2 separate regions of the Homo sapiens genome follow, and region 2 is linked to region 1. Evidence: chromatin loops called from intact Hi-C (ENCODE). Cell type or tissue: Calu3. All regions are shown on one strand. Each heading gives the region's core, and the rest is flanking DNA. Links, peaks and the distances in the headings are about the cores only. Region 1 overlaps FMN1 (formin 1). Region 2 overlaps FMN1 (formin 1).

Evidence for each region. Peaks named below come from ENCODE experiments on the same cell type or tissue, not always from the same donor. Only the 100,000 strongest peaks of a DNase experiment are listed, where the experiment ranks them.
Region 2: it touches region 1 in a loop (3-fold over the local background); 20 of 110 quality-filtered maps call a loop at or near these places.

What each region holds. Positions count from the first base shown.
Region 1 is chr15:32,854,659-32,857,580 of GRCh38, reverse strand. It overlaps FMN1 (formin 1), which reads left to right. Exons shown (of 21, transcript NM_001277313.2): 17 at 474-566. Among named protein-coding and RNA genes, the nearest start is that of GREM1-AS1, 140 kb to the right of the region's middle. RefSeq lists an enhancer at 1-801. In Calu3, for the core only: no CTCF peak of the experiment used is centred there; a DNase peak (open chromatin) is centred at 1,480.
Region 2 is chr15:32,933,893-32,936,814 of GRCh38, reverse strand. The region is part of intron 9 of FMN1 (formin 1); the gene reads left to right. Among named protein-coding and RNA genes, the nearest start is that of GREM1-AS1, 220 kb to the right of the region's middle. In Calu3, for the core only: no CTCF peak of the experiment used is centred there; no DNase peak of the experiment used is centred there.

The DNA.
Region 1 (2,922 bases), core at 92-2,591:
CCCTGGCCAATCACTAGGTTGGTAGTTCTAGACAACTTGGGTGCCTGAGAATTTCTGCAATATATTTTTCAAGCTCTACTTTTGGAGTGTGAATCTGAGGAGGGCTGAGGCCCTTAATTTCGTGAGACTAATCCTCAAGTAGTTTTTGCCTCTCTTTATCTTTGGGAGAACACAAGCAGAATACTTTACCTATCCCAGGTCAGAGACTTTTCTGGATCTCTAGAAGAAAAATGGAAGGATTGTACATTGCCCTGTTCCTCAAGAGTGGTGTAGAATGAACTAATTATTTTTGTTGGTTTGTTTATTATTTCTGGGTTTTGTTCCCCCTGCCCCCCAATCCTGGAATTTGGACCAACAGTGGTTGACAAGGAGTGTGCACAATTGATAGCCAAGTGCATAGCACAGTACCTGGCCCATAGCAGGAGCTCAGCAAATCTGTGTTCCTAAGTCTAATTCTAAATTTCTCTTCACAGCAAGTGAGAAACAGATGGTGGTGGTGTGCAAGGAGTCCCCAAAGGAGTATCTCCAGCCTTTCAAGGACAAACTAGAGGAGTTCTTCCAAAAAGGTAGGAAGCTTTGTCAGCCGCACATACACGTGGCCCTGAAACATCCTTCATTCCATGAATCTTTCTCTGAGGCCCACGGCCCCTGGCATCCTGGCTGACCACAGGCAGCTCTGGTGATTTCATTAGCCCATCTTTCCATGGTGGTTACATACTCACGGTAGATAAAGTTGTCCTGTAGCTTTCATATCACCTTTCAAATCCAGTTTAATATTTTAAATTCTTGAATGTTACTCTGGCTTTTGTAAATTCTCTGAGGACAAACTTTTTTGTCTCTTCATGGGGCTCAAGGAATTCCTTAGCCCGTGTTTACTGACAAATGACATACATGTAAGGCAGATGTGGTCATGCATTTCACATTTGTGGTCAACCTGGACAGGTGGATGGTGATCACCCTCCTGGTTTTATGAGTGTAGCAACTTGGAAACTTGTGTTATATTTTCCATTCCTTTTCAGATAGGAAAATTAGGGCCAAGTGAATGTCACCCATCAATCACTTGCTACCTATCAGCCCTCTGGGGGTTAGTCAGTGAAAGTGATGTGCTGGTATGCATGAGACTCCACACTTTCTTTGAAATCTTAACAGATTTCCTTCCTTCACAGTTTTGGCATGAGTAGGGAACTTCTGTTTATCAGGGTTAGTGAACATGGAAGTATCATGTCTTTTAGATAATTCCTATTCTAATTTCTCAAATTTAACTTAAGATGTAAAACAAAAATAAGTGTGGGGTTGTTGCAGGCAGCTTTTTTCCCTGCTGGAAAGCTAGAGGAAACACACATAGGAGCCTTTGGGGGATATCTCAACATGCTTTTTCTATTACTGAGTAAGGCCACTTGTTACCACACCATCAACAAAAGACTGTTAAGCAGGGTGAATGCATAAAGTGTGGCCAAACCAGCTTGAGAATCAGCAGGGAAATTCTCAGTCTATGAGTCAGAGGAACTCCATTCCAGCTGCTGTTCCCTTGGTGCAGAGACCATTGCTCCCTTCTCCATGATGAAAGGTTGTCTGTATTGAAGTAGGAGAAGTCAGATTTCTCTCTCAGCCATTACAGAACCTCATATATGATGGAAGAAATGCTGTCAGACAAAGTACCATCTTGAGAGCAAAGATACCAATACTTGTGTGCTATGTGACTATAGGAGATGGATTTTATAAGTGACTTATCAAAAAATGCATTGCTGTATAATTATACTGTGTAAATATAACCTAAGTAGCCTGAAGAAAACCATGAACTACTTCCCTTTGCTGACCCCAGTTAATAGTATCTGCTTTTTACATATGCAGAATTAACTTGAAATGAGGCTCATTTGTACTTGGATTCCATCTTTATTTTTAATTGCTATTCTATTTCTAGAAAATTTTGCCATGTGCATGTCAGGGTACTATTTACCTGCATGCTGTAATGCTCTTAGAATCCTGCGTCTGCAAAGCAGCCAGCTTATATTGTGAATTTTATTCTTTTTGTTGAAAAGACATAAATATGAATAGATTTAAAACCTTGAGAATCTTCTTTGGTACCTTGGAAAAGCAATTTGCAAATCCCCATTTGGGATAATGTGTTAGCCTCTTCTCTACTAGGGCTCCCAAGACAATTCTGGTCTATTCAGAGAAAGGGAATTTATATGAGGGAAACTGGATCTTATGACAGGGAAGTAAAGGTATGGCCATAGGAAGCTGTTCTAAGAAAGTCCTAAAACAGTGGTTCTCAACTCTCTTGCATACTAGAATCACTTAGGAGATTTTTTAAAATCTTGATACCCGGGCCCAACTCTAGACCCATCATCAGCATCTCTCAGGGTGGGGCCAGGCATCAGATTTTCTTTCTTTTTTCTTTTTTTTTTTTTTTTTTTTTTTTTACTCTCCACGTAATTCCAGTGTGGAACCCAGATAGCCAGTACTCTCTAGCTTAGTTCACCTTTTAATGTGTATTCAAAGATTTATTCTGAGCCTGCTATAGGTTAGGCTCTATGTTAGAGACCAAGAGTACTAAGATTAATTGTATACTCCTACACTCTGTCCCAAGGAATATCTTAATGGGAAAAGATCTATAATTGAATACAACGAGCTCTTTTTTTTGTTTGTTTTTTGTTTTTTTTTTTGAGGTGGAGTTTTACCCTCATTGCCCAGGCTGGAGTGCAGTGGTGCGATCTCGGCTCACTGCAACCTCCACCTCCCGGGTTCAAGCAATTCTTCTGCCTCAGCCTCCCAGGTAGCTGGGATTACAGGCGCCCACCACCACACCCGGCCAATTTTTTGTATTTTTAGTAGACATGGGGTTTCACTATGTTGGCCAGGCTGGTCTCGAACTCCTGACCTCAGGCGATCCACCCGCCTCGGCCTCCCAAAGTGCTGGGA
Region 2 (2,922 bases), core at 327-2,826, 79 kb before region 1:
AGTGTTGTCCAAGGAACTGTTTTTTCTTCTTCCTCTGCTTCCTCCTCCTCTTGCTCTTCTTCATCTTCACCCATCTTCTTTTCTTCTTCTTCTCCTTCCTTCCTTTCCTTCTTTCTTCTCCTTCCTTCCTTCTTTCTCCTCCTCCTTCTCCTCTTCCTCCCACTCCCCCTCCTCTTTTCTCCTTTCTCCTTTTCCTTCTTTGACTCTGTGTGTTCATGGGACTTGACATACTCTAGATGTTTGGGGGCAGATGAGAACAAAAAGGAGCTGGACAGCTTATACCTCCAGAGAAACTGCAGTACCATAGACAGACACTAGAGAGAGCAGGGATTATGAGCTCCTGAAAAACCAAAATCCCTCTAATTGGGAATTCACATACGTAAGTCCAGAGAATATTTATCCACAGAAAAAGGCTTGAAAATCCCCCAGAGACACTAGCTGGGCTGATTGGCAAAGGTCTTTCACTGTATGAAATCAGTCTGTAAAGAATGAGAATGGTGACTTCTTTTTCACATCCCAACACAAAGTAACAAAGCACACAAAGAAACAGGGGAGCATGGACCAACCAGTGGAACAAAAGAAATCAAACCAATCCTAAAGACACAGATGTATATGAATTACTTGACAAATAATTCAAAATAAATGTCATAAAGATGTTCAGTGAGCTCAGGAAAAAGATACATGAACAAAATGACAGTATCAACAAAGAAATAGAAAATATTATGAAGAACCAAACAAATATTGGGGCTAAAGAATACAATAACCAAATTTAAAAGCTCACTAGTGGGGTTCAGTAGCAGACTTAATGAAGCAGAAGGAGGAATCAGATAAAGAGAGGTCGTTTGAAATGATCCATTTAGAGGAGCAAAAAGAAAAAAACGAAGAGGAGGCTAGGTGCCGGTGGCTCACGCCTGTAATCCCAGCACTTTGGGAGGCTGAGGTGGGCAGATCACGAGGTCAGGAGTTCAAGACCAGCATGCCCAACGTGGTGAAACCTCATCTCTACTAAAAGAACAAAAATTAGCTGTGTGGGGTGGCGCACGCCTGTAATCCCAGCTATTCAGCAGGCTGAGGCAGGCGAATCGCTTGAATCTGGGAGGCAGAGGTTACAGTGAGCCAAGATCACGCCATTGCACTCCAGCCTGGGTGACAGAGCAAGACTCCGTCTCAAAAAAAAAAAAGAGTAAAGAAAGTCTAAGGGATGTATGGAACACCGTCAAGCAGATCAATAGACACATTGTGACAGTTACAGAAGGAGAAGGTAGGAAGGGAGGAAAGTATATTGGAAGAAATAATGGTCAGATATCTGGCGGAAGAAATAAACATTCAGATTGAAGAATCCCGATGGATCCCGATTACAAGAACTCAAAAGACCACACTGAGCACATTATAATCAAACTGTCAAAAGTTAAAGACAAAAAAGAGAATTTTGAAAGCAGGAGGTGAAAAGCAACTCATATAAGGGCACCCCAACAAGACTATCAGAAGATTTCTCAGCATGAACTTGCAGACCAGAAGGATATAGGGTAATATATTCAAAGCAATGAAAGAAAATTACCAAGTAAGAAAACTATATCTAGAAAAACTGTCTATCGGCTGGGTGCAGTGGCTCACGCCTGTAATCCCAGCACTTTGGAAGGGTAAGGCAGGTGACTCACAAGGTCAGGAGTTTGAGACCAGCCTTCCCAACATGGTGAAACCCCATCTCTACTAAAAATACAAAAAATTAGCCAGGCATGGTGGTGCGTGCCTGTAATCTCAGGTACTCAGGAGGCTGAGGGAGGAGAATCGCTTGAACTCAGGAGGCAGAGGTTGCAGTGAGTGGAGATCATGCCATTGCACTCTGTCTGGGCGACAGAGCAAGACTGTGTCTCAAAAAAAAAAAAAGAAAAAGAAAAATTGTCTTTTGGCCAGATACAGTGGCTCATGCCTGTAATTCTAGCCCTTTGAGAGGCCGAGGCGGGTGGATCACCTGAGGTCAGGAGTTTGAGACCAGCCTGGCCCACATGGTGAAACCCCACCTATATTAAAAATACAAAAATTAGCCCAGCATGGCAGGGGACGCCTATAATCTCAGCTACTTGGGAGGCTGAGGCAGGAGAATCGCTTGAACCTGGGAGGTGGAGGTTGCAGTGAGCCAAGATTGCGCCATTGCACTCCAGCCTGGGTGACAGAGTGAGACTCAGTCCTCCCCACCCAAAAAAAAAAAAAAAAAAGGAAAAAAATTGTCTTTCAGAAACAAAAGAGAAATAGATGTTCGTAGATAAATAAAAGTGTAGGGTGTTCATGACCACTAGACTTACAAGAAATGATACAGGAAAGCCTTTAAAGTTGAAATGAAAAGGGCATGACATAGCAACACAAAAGCATATGAAAGCGCAAAGCTTGTAGATAAAGGTATATATACAGATAAATACAGAATACTATAATGATGCGGATAAATCACTTTTAACTCTGGTATAGAATTTATGTCTGCCAGATATTAAAAACAAATATAATTATAAAAATACGTTAATGGATACACAATAGAAAAAATATAATTTGTTATATCAATTACATGAAGTGTGGGAGTGGAGAAGTAAGAGTAGAATTTGTATATGTGATTGAAATTAGCTTAAAATAGATTATTATACCTATAAAATGTTTTATGTAAGTCTCATAGTAACAACAAAGAAAATGCCTATAGGAGATACAACAACAAAAAGAAAAGAATCAAAGCAAGTCACTGTAAGAAACAAAACACAAAAGTCATCAATATAGAAAAAGACAAAACTACAAAAGCTACAAAACAATGAACAAATTAGCAATAATAAGTTCTTGCCTCTCAGTAATTACTTTAAATGCAAATAGAGAAAATTTCTCAGTCAAAAGACATAAAATTGCTAAATGGATAAAAAAAGATGGAACTATATGCTGTCTATA